2 separate regions of the Homo sapiens genome follow, and region 1 is linked to region 2. Evidence: chromatin contacts called from ENCODE Hi-C or POLR2A ChIA-PET data. All regions are on one chromosome and are shown on one strand. Each heading gives the region's core, a stretch centred on a gene start or an enhancer-like site at or near the end of the contact. The rest is flanking DNA. Distances are from core to core; before and after follow the strand shown.

Region 1 (4,872 bases), core at 1,137-3,636, 3.7 Mb before region 2:
GGTGGAAGCACAGGTCTGGCCCACAGGAGGTCCCCAGTTGAGTGTGAGTTGACTGACTGACTGTTTCTGAAGACCCCAGAGACTGGGACACGGCTGTTGTTACCCCGTGTCCAGAAGGCTTCTTACCAGGCACAGCTCCAGCTGGTCACAGAGTGCATAGAACTCTTCCAGGCACTTGTCAAAGCGCTGTATGGGTCCATCACTGCTCTTTCTACAGACAAGGAAAAAAGGATGTCTGAAGAATTGATTTCTAATCTTTGGGACACCAGTATCTACCCAACCAAGTGTCCATCAGGAAACCAGGTACAGGTCCAGGAGATCTGAAGTAGTGGTTGAAAACCGGAGGGGTTCAAAAAAAAAGAAAAGGAGGCTGGGCACGGTGGCTCACGCCTGTAATCCCAGCACTTTGGGAGTCCGAGGCGAGCAGATCACCTGAGGTCAGGAGTTCAAGACCAGCCTGGACAACATGGTGAAACCCCATCTCTACTAAAAATACAAAAATTAGCCAGATGTGCTGGCACGCGCCTGTAGTCCCAGCTACTTGGGAGGCCGAGGCAGGAGAATCATTTGAACCCGGGAGGCAGAGGTTGCAGTGAGCTGAGACTACACCACTGCACTCCAGCCTGGGCGACAGAGCAAGACTCTGTCTCAAAAAAAAAAAAAAAAAAAAAAAAAAAAAAAAGAAAAGAAAGAAAGAAAGAAAGAAAAGGAAAAGGCTGGGCATGATGGTTCATGCCTGTCATCCCAGCACTTTGGGAGGCCAAGGTGGAAGGACTGTTTGAACCCAGGAGTTTGAGACCAGCCTGGACAACGTGGCAAGACCCTGTCTCTACAAAACAACAACAAAAATAAAATAAAATAGGAGAAGTGATTCGTGAGGCTGAGGGGATGGCTAGAGGCCAGGAGTTTGAGACCAGCCTGGGAAACATAGCAAGACTCCGTCTCTATAAAAAAATCTTACAAATTAGCCAGGCATCTGTAGTCTGTAGCCATGTCTGTAGTCCTGGCTACTTGGGAGGCTGAGGCAAGAGGATCTCCTAACTCAGGTGTTCAAGGCTGCAATGAGCCAAGATCGTGCCACTGTAGTCCAGCCTGGGTGACAGAGGGAGACCCTGTCTCAAAAAAAAAAAAAAAAAAAAGTAAATATAGAAGGTGAGGTGGGCGGGGAGCAGGAGAAGGAAAGATGAATTTCAAAGACTGGGAAGGCAATAGAATATCCTGGTAAAGGGGGCTGCACTCACTGTCCATTGTCGATGTTAGTGTTCTGAATCAAGTTTTGGGCCGCAACCTTCATCAAGGTCTAGTCAAAACAAAAACAAAACACGTGGGAAATGGAAAAACAAAAGGGAATACCTCTGGCAGATCTACACTCTTTCTTGAGATCACTCAGTCTCAGGTTTTCTTTTCAACTGGCACCTTCCCTCCTGACTTTCCAAAGTAATATTCGTTTCCATTCCTATAGCTGTCACCACTCCATCCTCCCAGAGGCCCGCTCTCACCTGAGCTTCTCGCCAATAACCTAAGGGTCCTCCCTCACCTATCAATCAAGGGCAGAATCTCCGTATAAGCCAGTACTCTCCTCAGGCTTTAACGACCAGAGCCCAGTTTCTCCTTTAAACAACCCCTCACTCAAGCTCCGGCCAGTCCCAGCCTCAGCATCAGCGCTGATCCCATCTCTGCCGAGCTTCGCTTAGGTCTCGCAGAAAACAACAGTTTTATTTATTTATTTATTTATTTTTTTGACGGAGTCTCGCTCTGTTGCCCAGGCTGGAGTGCAATGGCACGATGTCGGCTCACTGCAACCTCCGCCTCCTGGGTTCAAGCGATTCTCCTGCCTCAGCTTCCCGAGTAGCTGTAATTACAGGCGCGCGCCACCATGCCCGGCTAATTTTTGTATTTTTAGTAGAGACGAGGTTTCACCAGGCTGGTCTTGAACTCCTGACCTCAAGTGATCCGCCCGCCTCGGCCTCCCAAAGTGCTGGGAACACAGGCGTGCACCAGCCAGGCCAAAACAGCAGGTTCTATTCCTCTTTCTGCTTAGCGCTCTCTCCGACTAACCTGGCCCTCGGCCTGCCCCTCTAGACTACCAAATCCAGTTTGCTTCTCGCTGCTTAAGGCCAATCACCTGTAGACTCTCCTTCAGCTGCGGGATGAGCATCTTATAACGCTGCACAGGATCGAAGTCCTGTTGCTGTTGCTGCAGGAGGCCGCTCTGGGCAGGGCCCACCAGTTGTGCTGGCGGTTGCGGCTGCTGCTGGGGACCCGGGCCGCCAGCCGAACTAGGACCCGATACACCAGCAGCTGAGGAAGCCGCTGAAGCTTGCTGCTGGGATGCAGCCATCTTCCTCGCGTAGACCGCCGGAAGTGCGTTACGACTGCGTCTCTCCCCGTTGCTTTTCAGCATCCCTATTTCTAGTCCCCGTTTGCTAGTTAGTCCCGCCCCCTAGGCAATTAAGCCAATGGAGGGGAAGGAGGTGCCCCAACGTTACGTCACTCTCAAATCTGCGTCCAGACTGAGATATCTCTCCACCAATCACAGAAGCACCTCTCTCCCTCGCTCCGCCCTTCACCCAGACGCTCGCCAATCCGTGTGTGGTTCCGAGCCGGACTTCATTTCCCCGAAGGCGTCGCGGCCTGAGGAGACCCGTTGGGTCCTCAGCGTCTTGGCGGCAGTTGGTGGAACCGGAGCTTCGAGTCCGTCCCCGGTGCTGCCTGCGCGTTCACCTGAGTCTCGCTGGAGCTCTTCTCGCCCGCCCACCTCATCTCAACCCACTTTCCGCGGGGAGCGGCGCCAAGCTGGGCCTTCCTCGGATCAGGCGTCCCCTGAAGTCGGCACGCCCCTCTGCGTCCCCCTTCGGTCCCGCTAGGACCCCGTCCGGGCTGCCGTCGCCTCGTCGCTATGGCGCCCACCATCCAGACCCAGGCCCAGCGGGAGGATGGCCACAGGTAGGCGCCACGCTTTTCTGTTGCAGCAAGGCGGGGGATCGGGAGAGGGTTTCTGCTGAACAACGTCACCAGCCCCCAGGTCTGCCCGTGACGTCATGAAGCGCTCACCTTTGACGAAGGGGGCGGGTTCCTTCTGAGATTCAGGTGTTCCCCTCCTCCCCGCCGTGCAGTTCAGGGATTAGGCTTTTGGAGACTCCCTCCAGAAGGGATCCCTCCAGTCAACCGTTTGGAGACCCCTCTTCCGAAGACGATTGAGTACATGGTTCTTTATTAAAGCACTTGAAGCCATCTCCTGCAAAAGGGATTGAGCACTTGGCCTTGTTCATTAAAGCTTTTGGGGGCATTTCTTCCTAAATAAATTGAACATTTGTCTCCTTCCATTAAAGCATTTGGACACTCCCCACACCACCACCCAAAGAAACCAGCATTTGTCACCCCTCCTACCTTTTGAAAGGTTGGGGAAGCCTTTTTCATTCTCCTGTCAATCCCGTCCTCTCCACCTATCACTGTTTCTTTCTTCTCCACTAGGCCCAATTCCCACCGGACTCTGCCTGAGAGGTGAGCCCCACTGTGCTTTCCCAGGAGCGGTGGGGCAGTGGGGCTGGGAGCAGAGGTGGGGCAGCGGGGGCCCACTTTTGAGCCACTAATGTTCCTAGGTCTGGAGTGGTCTGCCGAGTCAAGTACTGCAATAGCCTCCCTGATATCCCCTTCGACCCCAAGTTCATCACCTACCCCTTCGACCAGAACAGGTGAGACTAAGGAATGGGAAAACTACTCAGGTATGAGTTCCTTGAAGGCAGGGACTGCTTGTCTCGTTGGCTGCTGTCTGCTCAGGGCCTAGCACAGTACCTACCCTAGCACATAGTAGTAGCTGCTCAATTGTTAATGGAGCAAGCAGTGTCCAAGTCCCTTCCCACTGGGGAGCCAGCTTTCAGACTCTGCCATGGGGGACACTTCATTCTGAGTTCCTCCCCAGAGAAGCTCCGCCTCTGGGAAGCAGGGCTGTGAGGGGTGAAGCTGGAATCCAAACACCACAATAGGTGTTTCCCCACCCAGGTTCGTCCAGTACAAAGCCACTTCCTTGGAGAAACAGCACAAACATGACCTCCTGACTGAGCCAGACCTGGGGGTCACCATCGATCTCATCAATCCTGACACCTACCGCATCGACCCCAATGGTGTGTGGGGAGACAGGGAGGGTCTGCTCTAGGTCAGCAAAGGCTCAGGCCTGGGCCTCCCTCATGGTCCTCCTGCCCCCCGCTCTCCTCTAGTTCTTCTAGATCCAGCTGATGAGAAACTTTTGGAAGAGGAGATTCAGGCCCCCACCAGCTCCAAGAGGTGAGTGGGTAGCAAATGGGTACTGGAGACTGGCTCAGGTGGGCCCTACAAGCAGGAGGGCAGTGGGGTCCTGAGATACCTGATTTCCCACCCCAGATCCCAGCAGCACGCGAAGGTGGTGCCATGGATGCGAAAGACAGAGTACATCTCCACTGAGTTCAACCGTTATGGCATCTCCAATGAGAAGCCTGAGGTCAAGTAAGTTACTAACAGGAAGAGAGGGAAGGTGGAGATATTAGGTGTGTCCAGTGGCCCCTAAGGACCTTTTTCTTCATTCCTAGGATTGGGGTTTCTGTGAAGCAGCAGTTTACCGAGGAAGAAATATACAAAGACAGGGATAGCCAGATCACAGCCATTGAGAAGACTTTTGAGGATGCCCAGAAATCAGTAATTGAGGGACTGGGATGGGGAGAGGCAAGGGTGCGGCTGCAGAGCTCCTCCTCACCTTGTTTTTGTTCCACCAGATCTCACAGCATTACAGCAAACCCCGAGTCACACCGGTGGAGGTCATGCCTGTCTTCCCAGACTTTAAGGTCAGGCCCAAGGTGGGAGGTAGAAAGGGACAGCCTATTTGTGCCTGTTCCCATC
Region 2 (4,695 bases), core at 1,518-4,017:
GGGGCAGGGCGAATCCACACATCTGAGTGTCGAGGTCGCGGCAGGGTTGGGGTACAACTCCTCAGCAAAATCAAGCCTGGTCCCCAAATAACATGAGCTAACACTCACTGAGTGCTTACTACATGCCAGGCGCTGTTCTACACACTTTACTCCTATAGCCACTCTAAAAGGTAGGAACTATTACTATCACCATTGCCCAGACGAGGAAGGAACAGGGTGTCTAAGTGACTTCCTACGGTTAAACGGCATAAAAATAACTGGTGGGCTGCCTCCGTTGTTGGCATAATCTACACTGCAAAGATTCTTAATCTTTTTGGTGCCACAAACTCCTCAGCAGTCTGATGAATCCCAGAAACCTCTCGCTGAATGTTTTTTTTTTTCTTTTTTTAAGACAGAGTCTTGCTCTGTCACCCAGGCTCACTGGTACGACCTAGGCTCACTGCAAACTCCGCCTCCAAGATTCAAGCAATTCTGTTGCCTCAGCCTCCCGAACAGCTGAGATTACAGGCGCCTGCCACCATGCCCTGCTAATTTTTTTGTATTTTAGACAAGGTTTTACCATGTTGGTCAGACTGCTCTCCAACTTCTGACCTCAAATGATCTGCCCGGCTTGGCCTCCCAAAATGTTGAGATTACAGAACGGAGACACCAAACCCGGCCTGAATATGTTTAAATGTATTTAAAAATTGCATAGGCTCCATGAGTACATGAAGTGAAAAAAACCTGCACAGCATCACAAAGAAAAGCAGTTATATCCAGCTGAGGATTCATTAAGGAATACAATTTTCGCCGGGTGCGGTGGCTCACGCCTGTAATCCTAGCACTTTGGGAGGCCAGGGGGGTGGATCACCTGAGGTCAGGAGTTCAAGACCAGCCTGGCCAACATGGTGAAACCCTGGCTCTACTAAAAATATAAAAATCAGCTGGGTGTGGTGGCAGGTGCCTATAATCCCAGCTACTCTGGATGTTGAGGCAAAAGAATCGCTTAAACCCAGGAGGCGGAGGTTGTAGTGAGCCGAGATTGTGCCAGTGCACTCCAACCTGGGCAACAGAGCAAAAACACTGTCTCAAAAAAAAAAAAAAATACAATTTTGAAGTAATCATGAATGAATATAGTATTTTGTGACATTTGCTGTTATAATGTGGTATAAGAATACCTGTGATTTTGGGTGGAGCACAATGGTTCACACCTGTAATCCCAGCACTTTGGAATGCTGAGGTGGGAGGATCGCTTGAGCCCAGGAGTTCAAGACCAGCCTGGGCAACATGGTGAAACCCCATCTCATCTCTACAAAAAAAATATTAAAATTGGCCGGAAGAGGTGGCTCACGCCTGTAATCCCAGCACTTTGGGAAGCCGAGGTGGGTGGATCACCTGAGGTCAGGAGTTCAAGACCAGCTTGGCCAATATGGTGAAACCCCATCTCTACTAAAAATACAAAAAATTAGCTGGGCATGGTGGCGTGCACCTGTAATCCCAGCTACCAGGGAGGCTGGGGCAGGAGAATCACTTGAACCCAAGAGGCGGAGGTTGCAGTGAGCCGAGATTGTGCCATTGTACTCCAGCCTGGGCGATACAGCAAGATCTTGTCTCAAAAAAAAAAAAAAAAATTAAAATTAGCCAGGTGTGGTGGCGCGTGCCTGTGGTCCCAGCTACTGAGGCAGGATCGCTTGCACAGGGAAGCAGAGGTTGCAGTGAGCCAAGATTTCTCCACTGCACGCCAGCCTGGGTGACACAGTGACCCTGTCTCAAAAAAGGAGAAAAACAAAAAAAAGGAATGTCTATGATTTTCATTGCTAACAAAATCACCGCTGCTGCTAGTACTACCGAGGTTGCTGCCTCAAAAGGTTAGTAAAAACACAGATGCAATTCCACCCCCCACCCCAATTCAAGTACTAGCATTCCTTGAATTCTACCAACTCTGCGGACCCAGGGTTAAACACCTTTAATATAATGTCTCTGAAGAAGTGACAGTGTTCGTCGGGAGCCTGAGAGAAAAGTATCTATATTCCAGGGAATCCTAGGAGTCGTGGGGCTATACAGAGACTTGCAGAGCAGTGTCAAATTCAAGCGACGCAAGGTGGTGGTGGGGGTCTGGAGCACTAAAACAGTCTTTCGGTGGGGAAGTGGGGTGTAAAACACCAGCTGCTGGGGCACAGACGCAGTAGGAAGGATCGTTACCGGCGAGATCTCTACCCGGTATCTGAGGATGAGGGTGCATCGGAGATGACGCTGCGGCCCCTCCAACGTCCAAAAGGGAGGATGGACTGGACACCCGGGAGCCAGGCTGCGGCCCAGGCAAGCCGCGAGAGGCCACGCCTGTGAATTAGCCATGAAGAGCCCTGGAGGACAAACTCCTGGGCCAAATCCTGGTCGCTGTGTAGGTTCAGCTAGGTCGCTTGGTATCTCTGAGCCTGTTTACTGACAAAAGGGGATAATCGCAGGCCCTATCTCATAGGGCTGGTGGGAGAGTTAAATAAATTAATTAAAGTTGTTTGGGATGTTGCCTGGCATCAAGGAAGAACCGTATCATTGTTAGCTCTTACGATGAACAGAACAGGGCCCCGGGGTCCAGGGAGGCCGGACGCCGCCAGCCGGAAGCCTCAACCCGTTCTCAGGGAAGCTGGGGTCCGGCTCCTCAGCCCGCTAGACTGGGGTCCCAGGTTACAGAACCCTCCACACTCACCTAAAGGCACCCCGGATTCAACCTGCAGCTCAATGTGACCCTCAGCAAAGACACCACAGTCGGACAGGAAGCGGAACTACTACCAGCCGGAAGCTGAGAGAGGTGGGGACTACGGGAGTCTTGCGAGCGGCTTCAGCTCCCTCCCAGGAGGAGGCCACTGAAGTCATTCAAGCCACGCCCAGCAAGAGAACTACGACTTTCTATTGGGCTAAATGCTTGTTCATCCTCACTTCTGGCCCAATCGTGAGCTTGCGCGGCTGGGGCTCGGGCGCCCGTGGGTTACCCGATCTCATCACCTCTGTGTCTTCACTCGGAGAGAGTGTTATAGATCCCGGGGCTGGCTGGAGGGTAGGTGTGGAGAAAAATGTCCCAGCGAAAGTACTTTTATTCATGCAAGAAATATTTATTGAACGCTTTTTCTGTGTCAGGTATTTCTTTTCTTTAAATTTTTTTTTTCTTTTTTTTAAATTTTTGAGACAGGGTCTTACTCTATGGCCCAGGCTGGAGTGCAGTAGCGCGATCTCAGCTCACTGCAACCTCCGCCTCCTGGGTTCAAGCGATTCTCCCGCCTCATCCTCCCGAGTAGCTGGGATTACAGATGCGCACCGCTACTCCTGGATATATATATGCATTTTATAGAGATGGGGTCTTGCTGTGTTACCCAGGCTGGACTCGAACTCCTGGTCTCTAAGCGATCCTCCCGCCTCGGCCTTCCAAAGCGTTAGGATTACCGGCGTGACCCACCGTATCCAGCCATCAGGCACTTTACGGGTTGAGAAAGCACGCTGCACAAAACACAAAAATCCCTACCCTTAAAATATATATATAGAGAGAGAGACGGAGTCTCACTCTGTCGCCCAGGCTGGAGTGCAGTGGCACGAACTTGGCTCACTGCAACCTGCGTCTACTCGGTTCAAGCGATTCTCCTGCCTCAGCCTCCCGAGTAGGTGCGATTACAAGCGCACGCCACCACTCCCGGCTAATTTTGGTATTTTTGGTAGAGATGGGATTTCACCATGTTGGTCAGGTTGGTCTTGAACTCCTGACCTCAGGTGATCTGCCCACCTCGGCCTCCCAAAATGCTGGGATTACAGGCGTGAGCTGCCCTACCTGGCCAATTTGGCTTTTTTTTTTTTTTTTTTTTTTTTTTTTTCAGACAGAGTTTTGCTCTTGTTGCCCAGGCTGGAGTGCAGTGGTGTGATCTTGGCTCACTGCAACCTCCACCTCCCGAGCTAGAGCGATTCTTCTGCCTCAGCCTCCCCAGTAGCTGGGATTACAGGCATGCGCCACCACACCTGGCTAATTTTGTATTTTTAGTAGAGATGCGGTTTGTCCATGTTGGTCAGGCTGGTCTTGAACTTTTGACCTCAGGTGATCTGCCCGCCTTGGCCTTCCAAAGTGCTGGGATTACAGGCGTGAGCCACCGTGCCCGGCTATATCTGTTCTTTTACATTATGTTTACCTCTTTTTGCCTCCCTCAACAGAAAAGAATTATCATAAAGGAAGAATTTTTGTCTGCCTTATTCATTCACCATTGTATCTAAAGCAGTGCCTGGCACACAGGAAGTGGTCTATAAATATTTGCTGAATGCAAGAATTTCTTGTGGAAATGAAGGAAGCATCTAGGGACTAGGAGAGGGAGCTATGAAAGAGAACTGCTTTCCTTCCTCCCCCATCTGGCCTCTAAAGCCTCTCACATACCATCTGGGGTGCAGTGTCCAGATGGAATTGGGTCAGGGACCTCTTCTTACACATTCTGTGTCCATCAACATTGTGATTATTTGTGGAATTACCTGTTTACATGCATGTATTCATCCCCTGCAATGAGATCTTCCTAAAATCCAAATCCCTTTCCCTGCTTAAAACCCCTTGATGGGGGCCAGGCACGGTGGCTCACTCCTATAATCCCAGCACTTTGGGTGGCCAAGGCAGGCGGATCACCTGAGGTCAGGAGTTCAAGACCAGCCTGACCAACACGGTGCAACCCCATCTTTACTAAAAATACAAAA

What was found. A loop is a pair of places that touch in the nucleus more often than their neighbours do. ChIA-PET counts read pairs that join two places held with the same protein, here RNA polymerase II (POLR2A). Pooled maps may share reads with other maps.
Region 1: a loop to region 2 is called in a pooled map, with 7 times the contacts of the local background. The contact joins the promoter of MED29 here to the promoter of COX6B1 in region 2. A Hi-C loop is called at or near these places in 5 of 50 pooled maps. POLR2A ChIA-PET finds 5 or more read pairs at or near these places in 2 of 52 experiments (A673 and AG04450).

Annotation. Positions count from the first base shown.
Region 1 is chr19:39,388,892-39,393,763 of GRCh38, reverse strand. It overlaps MED29 (mediator complex subunit 29), which reads right to left and starts at 2,386. Exons shown (of 4, transcript NM_017592.4): 1 at 2,126-2,386; 2 at 1,242-1,300; 3 at 127-211. The coding sequence starts at 2,341. It overlaps PAF1 (PAF1 component of Paf1/RNA polymerase II complex), which reads left to right and starts at 2,658. Exons shown (of 14, transcript NM_019088.4): 1 at 2,658-2,946; 2 at 3,475-3,504; 3 at 3,603-3,695; 4 at 4,003-4,124; 5 at 4,218-4,284; 6 at 4,381-4,482; 7 at 4,566-4,671; 8 at 4,749-4,817. The coding sequence starts at 2,900. It also overlaps a transcript of SAMD4B not described here. RefSeq lists an enhancer at 2,042-2,331 and a silencer at 3,869-4,000.
Region 2 is chr19:35,646,395-35,651,089 of GRCh38, reverse strand. It overlaps COX6B1 (cytochrome c oxidase subunit 6B1), which reads right to left and starts at 2,767. Exons shown (of 4, transcript NM_001863.5): 1 at 2,687-2,767. RefSeq lists enhancers at 2,506-2,555, 2,716-2,775.